Regions from separate parts of the Homo sapiens genome. Here region 2 is linked to region 1. Evidence: chromatin contacts called from ENCODE Hi-C or POLR2A ChIA-PET data. All regions are on one chromosome and are shown on one strand. Each heading gives the region's core, a stretch centred on a gene start or an enhancer-like site at or near the end of the contact. The rest is flanking DNA. Distances are from core to core; before and after follow the strand shown.

Evidence for each region. Hi-C counts contacts between places; a loop is a spot of excess contacts on that map. ChIA-PET counts read pairs that join two places held with the same protein, here RNA polymerase II (POLR2A). Pooled maps may share reads with other maps.
Region 2: a pooled map shows a loop between it and region 1 (12-fold over the local background). The contact joins two enhancer-like sites. A Hi-C loop is called at or near these places in 1 of 168 maps with a recorded cell type or tissue (ascending aorta), 2 of 37 single-sample maps with no recorded cell type and 10 of 50 pooled maps. POLR2A ChIA-PET finds 5 or more read pairs at or near these places in 3 of 52 experiments (H1, activated B cell and activated naive CD4-positive, alpha-beta T cell).

Annotation. Positions count from the first base shown.
Region 1 is chr17:59,356,455-59,363,038 of GRCh38, forward strand. All of the region lies in intron 2 of YPEL2 (yippee like 2), which reads left to right. Among named protein-coding and RNA genes, the nearest start is that of MIR4729, 6.3 kb to the right of the region's middle. Within about 2 kb of position 4,202, at least 4 of the 41 ENCODE cell types and tissues checked have a DNase peak (open chromatin) inside an H3K27ac peak, as active enhancers do.
Region 2 is chr17:59,823,784-59,830,536 of GRCh38, forward strand. All of the region lies in intron 10 of VMP1 (vacuole membrane protein 1), which reads left to right. Among named protein-coding and RNA genes, the nearest start is that of MIR21, 14 kb to the right of the region's middle. RefSeq lists an enhancer at 5,996-6,185. Within about 2 kb of position 5,373, at least 23 of the 41 ENCODE cell types and tissues checked have a DNase peak (open chromatin) inside an H3K27ac peak, as active enhancers do.

The DNA.
Region 1 (6,584 bases), core at 2,952-5,451:
TTTTAAAAACAAATGGAGTCTGTATTGCCATGGTGGTGGAAAGAATCCAGTACCAGGCTTTCTACCTTCACAGCTTGCTTTAGATCCCTAGAGGCCTAGTTGCTTGCAATCAATTGTCCAACTTCCAAGCCTCAGTTTCTCACTCATACAATGGGTAAAATAATGTTTACTATGTTTAATGCTGTCTTAGTCCATTAGGGCTGCTAAAACAAAATGCCATAGACTAGTTAGCTTATAAACCACAGAAGTTTATTTCTCACAGTTCTGGAGGCTGGGAAGTCCAAGTTCAAGGCACCACCAGATTCAGTCTGGTGAGGGCCTGCTTTCTGGTTCACAGACAGCTTTTTCTTACTTAATCTGACATGGTAGAAGGGAAGGGTCTCTCTCTGTCCTCTTTATAAGGACACTAATCCCATTCACAAGAGCTTTGCCCTGATGACCTAATCACCTCCCAAAGGCCTGATCTCCTACTGCCATTATCTTTGGGGTGAACGTTTCAATCTATGAATTTGGGGAGGCATTCAGACCATAGCAGATGTCTCTAGCAGCCAGCACCTAGTGTATGCTCGTGATGTGCTATCCCAGCAACAGTCCTGTGGAGTGGGCATGCCTCACTGGGGAGAGCAGGTTTATTTCATTGGATTGTTATGAGGCTCAGCTGAGATCATGGATGTGTGGGTGGTTTGCAAATTACAAACCTTTATGTAAATATAAAGTAGTCTGTTTGCTTCTCTTGGCCTTACTGTCCAAAAGAAAAGAACAAAAAGACAAGGGGGTGGGTTGGAGGGGATTATTCCTGCCTGACACCAACTAGTTTTAGTTTGGCTAAGATGGCTTCACTTTGGAACCTGAGGCACAAGATTGGATATGAGAAGGGGTAATAGAAAGCCAAGTGTGTCTGTAGAAAGGTAACATGGCATTTTCTCTGTAAAATGGTAAAGAGGGTAGGGGGAAAAACTCTTGAATTGATGACAGAACTATCTAGGGAATGTGCTGAGGCATCCTACAATTTTTTTCTTAGGGGGTGTTGTGGTCTAAATGCTGGAGTGTTTGCACACAGAGGTATTTTGAGTTGGCATGAGGAATTGCTCACATTGTTGTTTCTTCCCTAATGGTACAAGCCCTAGTATAAAAATATACTTTGCTTATAAAATAATAATAGCTTCAATTGGAACAGTTAGTAGCCAGCCCTAGTGAGAATAATCTAAACACTCATTTTAGTGGACATAATCTATTATGGAAACCTGGGTCTTCACAAAGCTTTTGTATGAAAATTTTCTGTCTGTCATCCTCCCTTTGCCTCCCTCCTGCCAACCCCTTGATGGCATTGTGGAGTAGGCCATTTAGGAAGGATAAATTGGATTAATCTATCACAGACCCACTTCGGGGCCCTGTGACTTCATGCCAACACACGGTTGCTTTAGTGCTCTGGGTCCTGGAGGAAAGGAGTGGTAGGGTGCTGTAGAGGGGTAGTCCAGTGGAGGTGGGATGAGGAAACCTTTTGCTCAGTCTCCAAAACTATTTACGCTATTGTTATGTCAGATCTATAGGTCAGATTATCTTCTGGTGACAAATAAGGAATTTCTAGAATTATGGGTCATCTCATTCAAGCCTCTCTTCATGAGGAGACAGGCCATGGGTGACTCAGTGATCAGAATGAGATCACACAGCCTCAGAGCCAGGGCCATCCACCTCATACCCCTCCACAGTGTTCTGTGTGAGGAGCCCTGGCCTGACTTGTTTTCAAGCTCTGGGCAGTCCTTCTGAGGTTGGGAGCATTTAGAAGGCAGGTGGTTTTTATTCCCTATGGGGTTCCATTGGGCTTACAGTGGTGACATTTTGGTTTTCCCTTCCTGTCTAGAGATTAGATGCAGCATTTCTTTGAGAAGAGTCAGGGAGTGAGATGTTCTGAATCCTTGTATTGATCTAGTGGCTGCCAAGAGGTAGACTCTGCCCTTGGTTTCCCACCTCTGGCTCTGAGCCCTGGTGTTGTACACCAGTGTAGTGTAGTGTAGTACCCCCATGCAGTGGCGTAGGGGCAGTGCTAAGGAAGTACCGAGATCTGACCCATCCTGTCCACTCTACCTGTCAGGGCAGGTAGAGTTTCTCAGTTCCCACGGCTCATCAGTTTGTGGTTTTTTTTTTGGTTGTTGTTTGTTTTTCTATTTTTTTGAGACGGGGTTTCATTCTTGTTGTCCAGGCTGGAGTACAGTGGCACAATCTTGACTTACCGCAACCTCTGCCTCCCAGGTTCAAGCGATTCTCCTGCCTCAGCCTCCTGCGTAGCTGGGATTATAGGCGCCCGCCTCCACGCCCAGCTAATTTTGTATTTTTACTGAAGATGGGGTTTCTCATTTTGGCCAGGCTGATCTCGAACTCCTGACCTCAGGTGATCCGCCCACCTCGGCCTCTTAAAGTGCTGGGATTACAGGCGTGAGCCACTGCACCTGGCCTTTTTTTTTTTCCTTTTTCTTTTTTTTTTTTTTTGAGATGAAGTCTTGCTCTGTGGCCCAGGCTGGAATGCAGTGGTATGATCTCAGCTCACTGCAACCTCTGCTTCCCGGGTTGAAGTGATTCTCCTGCCTCAGCCTCCCAAGTAGCTGGCATTACAGGTGCACATAACCACACCTGGCTAATTTTTGTATTTTTAGTAGAGACGGGATTTTGCCATGTTGGCCAGGCTGGTCTCAAACTCCTGACCTCCAGCGATCCACGCGCCTTAGCCTCCCAAAGTGTTGGGATTACAGGCGTGACCCACTGCACCCAGCCAGTTTGTGTTTTTAATGTACAATAAAACTACTCTCTGAAATCTTGATGGAATTATCTGTGTCCTGAAAACCTCATGTAAATAATAAATATAGGAACATAATTTCTAAAAATCCCTTCATTTCTTTTTTTTCTCTAGATGTCTGGAAAACGGTATAGTGAGCATTGAGTTATATCACTAGTAGTGTTGTTAGTGGCTACTGTGTCACATCAGACAGCATAATTCATAAAGGATATGTACAATATTATCAGACCAGAATGCCAGTTAGCAAAAATTAAAAATAAAGATGAAAAGAAATAATAAAGAATATATACAATATGAGATGTAGCCCTTGAAGATAATTATTCTATGAACTTATCTAATTTGCAAAATAGGTATTTTTAGCCCTAATTTTGTTAATTGAACTCTAATTTTTGATATTCAGTGGATATATGACATAATGATTTTTACAAAAACCATACTCGAATAAAATTCGAGTATGTTTTAAGAGGAGGGAAAAATCAGATTGCAGGCATAAATGTCTATCTCAAAAAGTAAACCTTTTGTTTCTAGAATAGTGGGACCTGGCTCTTTGCCAGAGCAGTGGTACTAAGAAACAGAAGGGTGGGAACAACTGCTCTGTATGGCCTGAGCTCTAGTGGGTGCCTCTGCCACTTTGCTGTTGAATGTCAGTGTTTCTTTTTTATTTATTTTTTTGAGACGGAGTCTCACTCTGTTGCCCAGGCTGGAGTGCAGTGGTGCGATCTCGGCTCACTGCAACCTCCGCCTCCTGAGTTCAAGAGACTCTCCTGCCTCAGCCTTCTGAGTAGCTGGGATTACAGGCATGCGCCACCACACCCAGGTAATTTTTAAATTTTATTTATTTATTTTTTTGAGACGGAATCTTGCACTGTTGCCCAGGCTGGAGTGCAGTGGCACGATCTTGGCTCACTGCAAGCTCCGCTTCCCGGGTTCACGCCATTCTCCTGCCTCAGCCTCCCGAGTAGCTGGGACTACAGGCACCCGCCACCACGCCCGGCTAATTTTTTGTACTTTTTTAGTAGAGACGGGTTTCACCGTGTTGGCCAGGATGGTCTTGAACCCCTGACTTCAAGTTATCTGCCTGCCTCGGCCTCCCAGAGTGCTGGGATTACAGACGTGAGCCACTGCGCCCGGCCGTGTTAGTGATTCTTAGACATCACTTCTAAGCTACAGCCAAGGCAGAAGTGACAAATTAGGGAAGAGTTCCAGCACAACCCAATAAGTCCAGTTGCAAGACATGCTCTACCAAGTTGGCTTTTATAAAGAGAATCACATTTCCCAACCCCAAATTACTTAATTATTTTCTTCAACTATGTGACCTTTGAAAGCTCTGTCTCCTACTAATGAAGCATTGGCTCTTTTGTACTCCTCTAGAAGTATCTGTTGACCACCCAGGAAGGGGTGGCAGGTGAATCAAATCTGTACAGAAAGTCTCCAAACAAAGGGATGTGGTTACTTTACAGTGTTTCTTGGTGAAAAGAAACTATTTGGGGCTCGTGTAAAGTATATAGTATCTTATGGTACCTTTCCTCCATAGGGGCAGAGATTGAACCCGTTCAGGATGAAAAGAGCCATGAATTAGGCTGGGATTTTTTTTCTCTTTTTTTGATATAAAGTCTCACTCTGTCACCCAGGCTGGAGTGCAGTGGTGCAATCTTGGCTCACTGCAATCTCTGCCTCCCGGGTTCAAGCAATTCTCGTGCCTCAGCCACCTGAGTAACTGGGATTACAGGTGTGCATCACCATGCCCAGATAATTTTTGTATTTTTAGTAGAGATGAGGTTTCACTGTGTTGGCCAGCCTGGTCTCGACCTCCTGACCTCAAGCAATCCACCTGCCTCTGCCTGCCAAAGTGCTGGGATTACAGATGTGAGCCACCGCACGCAGCTTGGGATAATTTGTATAGCACGGTTGGTCCACAGTGGGACCATTTTAACTATATCTGAAGAGTTTCTGGTGTATGTGGGTGACGGCAGTGGGGACTGTGCCTATACTTGCTCTTATCATCTTATTGATTCCATTCTGTCTTTGCACAAATACTAATTACGTACTCTGTGTGTGTGTGCGCGTGCATGCACATAGCACTATTCTAGATATTATAATACTACTCAAAAATTTTGTCAGGGAACTTTTATCCTAGTTTGGGAGATAATAGATTCATGTTATGCCTTCTTGAAGTTTCTACTTCATCTTATGTTTCTCTTAAAGCAGTTATCACAGTGTGATGACGCATGTTTCCCATTAGCCTGTGAATTACTTGAGGAGATGATTGTGACATCGTTTTTGTGTCTCTAGCAGCAGCACAGCTCCTAAGACTGGTAGATTCTCAGTGAATATTTGAGTGAATGACTTATTACTCAGATAGAGATCTTTATCAGTGAGTTTCAATCTGGGTCCGTGGACTGGCTTCAAGGACTCCATGAAATTGCATGTGTCATTCTGTGGGCATGTATATTTTTCTAGAGAGGGTTTCATGGCTTTCATCAGGCTCTCCACCAAAGATACTGTTGGTTAAAAAAGGAAAAAAACACACACACAACCAAACTTTAAGATCCATCTTTCTAGAAAATGCAGTTCTGGGAAGACTTGGTGGAAGAAGTGGCATTGAAGTGTGCCTGGAAGCAGAAGCCTCAAATGATGGGGAGGAGCTGGTAAAAGGAGCATCAGGAACAAAGAGCCAGAGGCAGGGAGCACACAGGGAGCAGCCGTTCTTTGGGGTAGAGGTTGAAAAACTGTGAAAACATTAAAGGTGTAGGTAGAAGCCAGATTATTAGAAGAATAGAAGCTAGGATGTTGTCCCATTGACAGTTGGTTGCTACTGAAGACTTTTAAGCAAGTAATGACATGACCAGCAAATGGTTAGTGCTGCTGTGGTGTGGTAGATGAACTAGTGAGGAAGAGACTAGAATGGGGCAAGTGGTGTCTGTCCATTGCAGTGGTCCGAATGTGTTCCAGGTACATGGTGGTCATTCAGCAAATACTCATTGACCACTGCTTGGCAAAGAAATAGAAGCATTCTATGGTTTTTTTTTTTTTTTAATTGTGTTTATCATGTGTAGGCATGGACAAGGGGAATTGGGTTCAGGAAGTCACATGCTTTAAATGGGAGGCAGACCTGTCGCACAGTCACGCCTGCTCCCTGTGAAAATTAATGATCTGGGCACACATAGAGTTGCTCACCAATTTAGTATCAAGGGAGCTGCTGGGACCAAATCTGGTGAATCATCTTTATGTTTTGTTTTTCTTTTGCTGCAGACTGCAGGCAGCTGGAGCACAAAATCTGCTCAAATGTGATTCTTTCTGTGTGGTTACTTTAAATACCAAAAGGAAATGTTGACTTGAGCGATGAGGCGTACCCTGAAAATTAACTCTGTGGTTTGCAGATGCCTTTAAGGTTCCAATCATAAGACTGGTTTGTATATTAGCGTCTAGGCTCTCAGCAGGGACACTGGTAATCAAGCTTGTGTTCCCAGTCAGAAATCCAAAGAAACTCTTTTTCATCAGGGTGTTCAACCTGGGAAGCAAGGAGTGGGTGCAGGATCCCTCTGTTTCTGTTTGAGCAGTGGCACTCCCTCTGGCCTCTGGAATGGTAAATCTGCACCATTGCTAGCTTGGCTGTTTGCGTTTGGGGGCTGACTAGAATCCACTGTCATACACTACTTGTTCAGTTCAATATTTCTTGTGCTTTAAACAACATTTAAACCTAGATGGTAGGGATAAGATGATTCCTGCACTTAAAGAGCCTGTGATGTTTAGGAAACAAGGGAATGCAAGGCTCACCATGGAGGGTAGAAGA
Region 2 (6,753 bases), core at 4,123-6,622, 470 kb after region 1:
CATCAAACTAAATTAGTAAACTTCAGAATGCAGTCTTTTGAAGGATATTTAAAACCTTGCAGTCACAAATAAAGGAGAGATAACTTGTCATGGTAGAGAACAAAATCAAAAGACAAGCAAGAAAAAAGCCAGCAGCAGTTGAAATTTAAAATAAAATTATGAGATAATAAGGCAAGGAAGAATGAAAAATGAATCCCGGGCCGGGCGCAGAGGCTCACGCCTGTAATCCCGGCACTTTGGGCAGATCACCTGAGGTCAGGAATTCGAGACCATGCTGGCCAACATGGTGAAACCTTGTCTCCACTAAACATACAAAAATTAGCCGGGCATGGTGGCAGGCACCTGTCGTCCCAGCTACTCAGGAGGCTGAGGCAGGAGAATCACTTGAACCCAGGAGGCAGAGCTTGCAGTGAGCTGAGATCACACCACTGCACTCCAGCCTGGGCGACACAGCGAGACTCTGTCTCCAAAAAAAAAAAAAAGGGTATCAAAAATCTTTTGGCTGGGGCCGGGCATGATGGCTCACATCTATAACCCCAGCACTTTGGGAGGCCAAGGCAGGTGTATCACCTGAGGTCAGGAGTTCAAGACCAGCCTGGGCGACCTGATGAAACCTCATCTCTACTAAAAATACAAAAAATTAGCCGGGCGTGGGGGTGGGCGTCTATAATCCCAGCTACTCGGGAGGCTGAGACAGGAGAATCACTTGAACCCGGGAGGTGGAGAATGCAGTGAGCCAAGATCGTGCCAGTGCACTCCAGCCTCAGTGACAGAGGGAGACTCCTTCTAAAAAAAAAAAAAAAAAAGGACCAGGCGCAGTGGCCCACGCCTGTAATCCCAGCACTTTGGGAGGCCGAGGTGGGCGGATCACCTGAGGTCAGGAGTTCAAGACCAGCCTGGCCAACATGGTGAAACCCCATCTCTACTAAAAATACAAAAATTAGCCAAGCGTGGTGATGGGTGCCTGTAGTCCCAGCTACTCAAGAGGCTGAGGTGGGAGAATCTCTTGAACCCAGGAGGTGGAAATTGTAGTGAGCCGAGATTGCGCCACTGCACTCCAGCCTGGGTGACAGAGCAAGACTCCGTCTCAAAAAAAAAAAAAAAAAAAAAATTGGCTAGGCATGGTGGCTCACGCCTGTAATCCCAGCACTTTGGGAGGCCGAGGCAGATGGATTGGTTGAATTCTCAGGAATTTGAGTCCAGCCTGGTCTCGAACATGGCGAGACCCAAAGTCAGGTGATAGAACCAAAGAACTAGGGAACTTCTAGCTCAAAAGGCATTATGTTAGTTGTGATTTTTTTTTTTTTTTTTTTTTTTTTTTGAGACAGAGTTTTGTTCTATTGCCCAGGCTGGAGCGCTGTGGTGCAATCTCGACCCACTGCAACCTCTGCCTCCTGTGTTCAAGCGATTCTCCCGAGTAGCTGGGATTACAGGCACCTGCCACCATGCCTGGCTAATTTTTGTGTCTTTAGTAGAGACAGGATTTCACGATGTTGGCTAGGCTGGTCTCAAACTCCTGACCTCATGATCCACCCGCCTTGGCATCCCAAAGTGCTGGGATTACAGGCATAAGCCACCGTGCCCAGCCCTTTTTGTTTTTTTAATTACGATTTAATACTAATTTTTATTTAATTTTAGACTTTCTCCAGTGGGAGAGACCTGTGCATATTTCTTAAAGAGCATAACCAAATCTAACTTTTAAAGTTATGATTAAAATGACATGTTCCCATATTCTCACCAAATAGGGGATGTGAATTCCCAGAAAATAACATTAAGCATATGACTCGCAGCAAACCATATGCAGAACATTGGCTCATTGTCATGTTGCCAGGGTCTTATTGGAAGACAAAGTCCCCAGTTTTACCACACAAGAAAAGTTTCCATAACTCAATCATTGAACTTGAGGGCTGGGGGATGGTGTTGGCTGGAACAGGGACTTTTTACCAGATACAGAATGTTCCATGCTCTTCTTTGCTGTCTCCTATTTCTGAGCTAACTTGATGCTTGACCTCAGAGTCAGGCTTGCCTGTGGCAAGAGAGATCATTTTAACCAGTGAGTAATAAAGTGCTTGAATCCGAATGTTGTTTCTTATCCCTCACTCTATGGAAAGTGGTCAGAATGAGCTACGTGGGCCTGGACTTTTTCTTCTACAGAAAGAAAATCTGTCCTTTCATTTTAGAGGATAAAATGGTCCATGTATTTGATTCTCTTTGACTTTGATCATTGAAAATAATCAGAAAAAGTTATGGAAGTGTGGAACCCCAGCATTTGTATTATCTGATGAAAGGATAGAATTTAAGGCTTAACACAGGGTTTAAACCCCAGCTGCCGAGACTCAGTTATACAGTCTAACATAACCTCTTTCTGCAGCTTGGGAAAACCCCTTTCTCTTCTTGTCCGTGGTAGTTTATATATCCTTCTCTTTTGACAGTTAACCTTTCTATATGTTTGTTATGGATATTGGGAGACCACATAAAGGTTAAAACAGGAGTTCTGGAGTTAGACTGTTAGATGAGAAATGGGTACATTGTATTTGGAAGTTACCGTTGACCATTTAATGGAGCATTTTAGTAGCATGATGAAAATTAAAACCCAAATATATTGGATTACATGGAATTGTGGGCTAGAGGAAAGGTCAAGCGAAAGTCATGTCTGACACATTTTAATTGTTTTGTAAATATTTGTTGACCAGATGAATTAATTCATTCATTAAATAGGAGGGACCAGTGTGTATTTTAGGCTGAGGGAAAAACTCTAGTAAAATGCTAGAGATAGAAAATATAAATGAAGAAAGGGAAGGATGTGGGAAGGAAATTAACATTCAGTAAGCACCCACTGTGCCAGATGCTTTACATAAATATTCATTTCATATCCATAACAAAACCTGTTAGGTACTATTACAGAGAAGTTAAATTCATATAAATGATAAGAGATGATTGAGATAGGATCAATTCTGGAGTGGATTGATTATCCTCATGAACCAGTTCTTTCTTGAAAACTGGAGTGAAGACTCCAAGATGTTTTGAGGCAGAGAAGGGGGACACTCCTGAGGGAGCACTCTGGAAGCCAGTGAAGTCATTTGCTGGAAGTTGGAAATTTAGACTAGAGCACCAGTTTCAAACAGCTGCTGTGTGAATTTGGTAGGGATGCAGCATGAATTCTGTCTATTCTCCTGTGCACACGTGCATCCACCTGTGTGCAGCTGTAGCTAGTTACTACTGTGGTTACTTTCAATGAAAAACCTACTGGTTTCTGTAGTGTACATTTAAGTGCATTTTTTCCCCTCTCCCAGCATCCTTCTAGATAGAGTTCCTTGAGGACAGAGATCATAACTTTTTTTTAAGTGAGATTGAATTTCAATCAATACTGTCACTTTTTTTTTCTTTTTTGAGACAGGGTCTCGCTGTGTTGCCCAGGCTGATCTTGAACTCCTGTGCTCAAGTGATCCTCCTGCCTCAGCCTCCCCAAATGCTGGGATTACAGGCATGAGCCACTGTGTCCTGCCAATACTATCACTTTTTTGGTTTTTTTGTTTGTCTGTTTGTTTTTTGAGACCAAGTCTTGCTCTGTCGCCCAGCCTGGAGTGCAGTGGCGTGATCTCAGCTCACTGCAACCTCTGCCTCCTGGGTTCAAGCAATTCTTCTGCCTCAGCCTCCCAAGCAGCTAAGACTACAGGCATGCACCACCACCCCCAGCTAATTTTTGTATTTTTACTAGAGTCGGGGTTTCACCATATTGGCCAGGCTGGTCTCAAACTCCTGACCTCAGGAGGCCTCGGCCTCCCAAAGTGCTGGGATTACAGGCATGAGCCGCTGTGCTGGCCTGATTTTTAAGTTTTAGAACTCAGTGAGTCTTCAAACCAGTGCAGATCTGTCACTATAAAAAGCTGCCACCAGGCCCACTCACACCTGTAATCTTAGAACTTTGGGAGGCTGAGGCGGGATTGCTTGAGCCCAGAAGTTTGAGACCAGCCTGGACAACATGGTGAGACCCCATCTCTTGAAAAAAATTTAAAAATTAGCTACTGTGGCCCCAGCTACTCGGAAGGTTGAGGCAGGAAGATTGCTTGAGCCCGGGAGGTCAAGGCTGCAGTGAGTCGTGTTTGTGCCATTGCACTCTTGAGTGGGCAACAGAGCAAGATCCTGTTCCCAAAAAAAAGCTGCCACTGGGGCCAGGTGCAGTGCCACTCGCCTGTAGTTCCAGCTACTTGGGAGGCTGAGGCAAGAGACACAACCTCTTTAAAAAAAAAAAAAAAAGCTGCCACCAGTCTGTCATTTTCTATAAATGCAATCAGTTGATTTTTAACAGAGTTTTGTTTTGGCAACCAATCAGTTTTACCTAGTCCTTATAGACCACTCCTTTAGCTCTGGCCACATTCATCAGCACAAATGCCTGCTTTTCTCCTGCTGCTCAAGTCTGCCTTCTGAAATGAGGTTTTGTTCTCTAGAGCTTCTCTTTAATGTTAGCTTATTTCAAAGAGTAGCTGCTAATGATAAGGAAGTCTAACCTCCAATCTGATTCTTACAGAAAATAATGCTAAATCTCCAAAAGCTAGGGCAATTGCAGATTATTTTGTGATAAAATATGCTGTAAGGCAGTAGAAACAATGTACCTGATAAAATACACCTGGAGAAAGCATGGTCTTCCTTCTACACAGCCAGAAAGAAACCCATGGTGTCATGTGTTCATAATACCACTCTGCGTACAATGGACTAACTTAAGTACAAAAGAAGTTTTAATCATTTGAAAGGGCACAGATGTGAATGAAATTCAAGATGTTTTAATCCCAGATCCTGGGGTCAAATCACAACGAATTTTAGAAGGTGCCAGGGACTGTCAGTCCAAACTTGTATATATGAGAAAGCCCTAGATTTTCTAGTATAGTGTGTGATTTTCATCCTGAATTTATTTTATGTTGGGGTGCCATTCCAAGATCCTGGATGTAAAGAAACATGATTAGGGGGCTACCACATTTCAGATCCAAAGCAAGTAGAATACATCAGTTACCAGTTTTTTCTTATAGTATCAGCTTCAAAGATTCATATACTGAGCCAGGCACAGAGGCTTATGCCTGTAATCCCAGCATTTTGGGAGGTCAAGGCAGGCGGATCACTTAAGGTCAGGAGTTTGAGACCAGCCTGACCAACATGGTGAAACCCTGTCTCTACTAAAAATACAAAAACTAGCAGGGTGTAGTGGTGCCTACCTGTAATCCCAGCTACTCAGGGGGTTGAGGCAGGAGAATCGCTTGAAGCCGGGAGGTGAAGGTTGCAGTGAGCCGAGATTGCGCCACTGCACTCCATCGTGGGTGATAGAGCCAGACTCCGTCTCCAAAAACAAAACAAAACAAAACAAAAAGATTCATGTGTTCTATTCAGTTAAATGGTAAAGATAATAACACTTTCATTCCAGTCACACAGGATAACTAGATCCTTTTTTACTAGGTTAAATATGTGTTTATTTTCAGTTAGCACCTGTTCATTTACTTATTCTGGATTAATAAAGGGCTGAAAGGCTGTAGATATTAATGAGTCAGCATGATGGCCTTTGGCTTCTTCAGAAAGATTGCATGATAAACTCCCCCACCCTTTTCCGAGCAGTCTACCTTACTAGGAAAGGCAGTTTCATGTGGAGGGCAATCTGTCATTTTTGAATAAGGGCAAGAGTCTGAGGTCCATTCTGAGTCACTATGAATAGAGCTCTAGTATTGGTTGGTCCCCAGGGAAACTGGTGGTTAAATACTGTGAGAATCTTTATCAGACAGGAAATGACAACTCATTAAAATACTAGCCGTTAAGCCTGTTTAGATCACTGCCTAGGGGGTAGGAAGGAAAATTTAACTCTATAATGTTTGACTAAAATGTGCACATTTCTGAAGATGGAGAATTATTTACAAGACTGTTACCGAGAAAGGGAATTGCTAGGCTGTCTTGTTGCTGATCTTCTCCCACACCCTCTTTTCCTCTTTTGTACATATAACAGATCAGCTTGTAATGGGAGTAGGATAGGGAAGGGCTTTAATTTCATTCCTGAAAGTGTATCCTACTATTGCCTTAAATGTAAAATTCAGTCTCTTCAGCAGAAGAGGCGGTTGTTGGCTTCAGTTAGAACAGGATCATTTTCTATATAGGAGTCTACTCCTGTGCTCCTGGGCCAAATCTCAATTGATAGAACTCTCTGGGGTCAGAGGATAAATTTGATGTATTGATTTACATACAGTGGTCCTCATTCAATCAAGAAAATTCTAAAGATCCTGATATTCATTTAGAACATAATTAAATTTTATAACTCTGGGCACAGGTTTTCAGTCTCCTGAAGTTGGGCTATCCAGATTTGGTGGGGGCGGGGACAGGGGCTAGCTCTGTTGCCCAGGCTGGAGCAACATCTGCCTCCCAGGCCCAAGTGATCCTCCCACCTCCTGTCGCATGCCAGCATGCTCAGCCAATTTTTAAATTTTTTGTAGAGAGGAGGTCTCACTATATTGCCCAGGCTGGTCTTGAACTCATAGGCTCAAGTGATCCTCCCACCTTGGCCTCCCAAAGTGCTGGGATTACAGTGAGCCACCAAGCTGAGCACTCTTTTCTTTTTATAAGTACCCTGACCTGAATCTTCTCCTGAAAAATTTTTTTTTTCATTTATAAGCTTTCAGGGATCTGACTTATGACACCCTGAGATTCTTTAGACTTTGTGATTAATCATCAGAGGGAATACTAACCCAGCACAAACAATGAAATAAAGGTAAAAAACTGTTG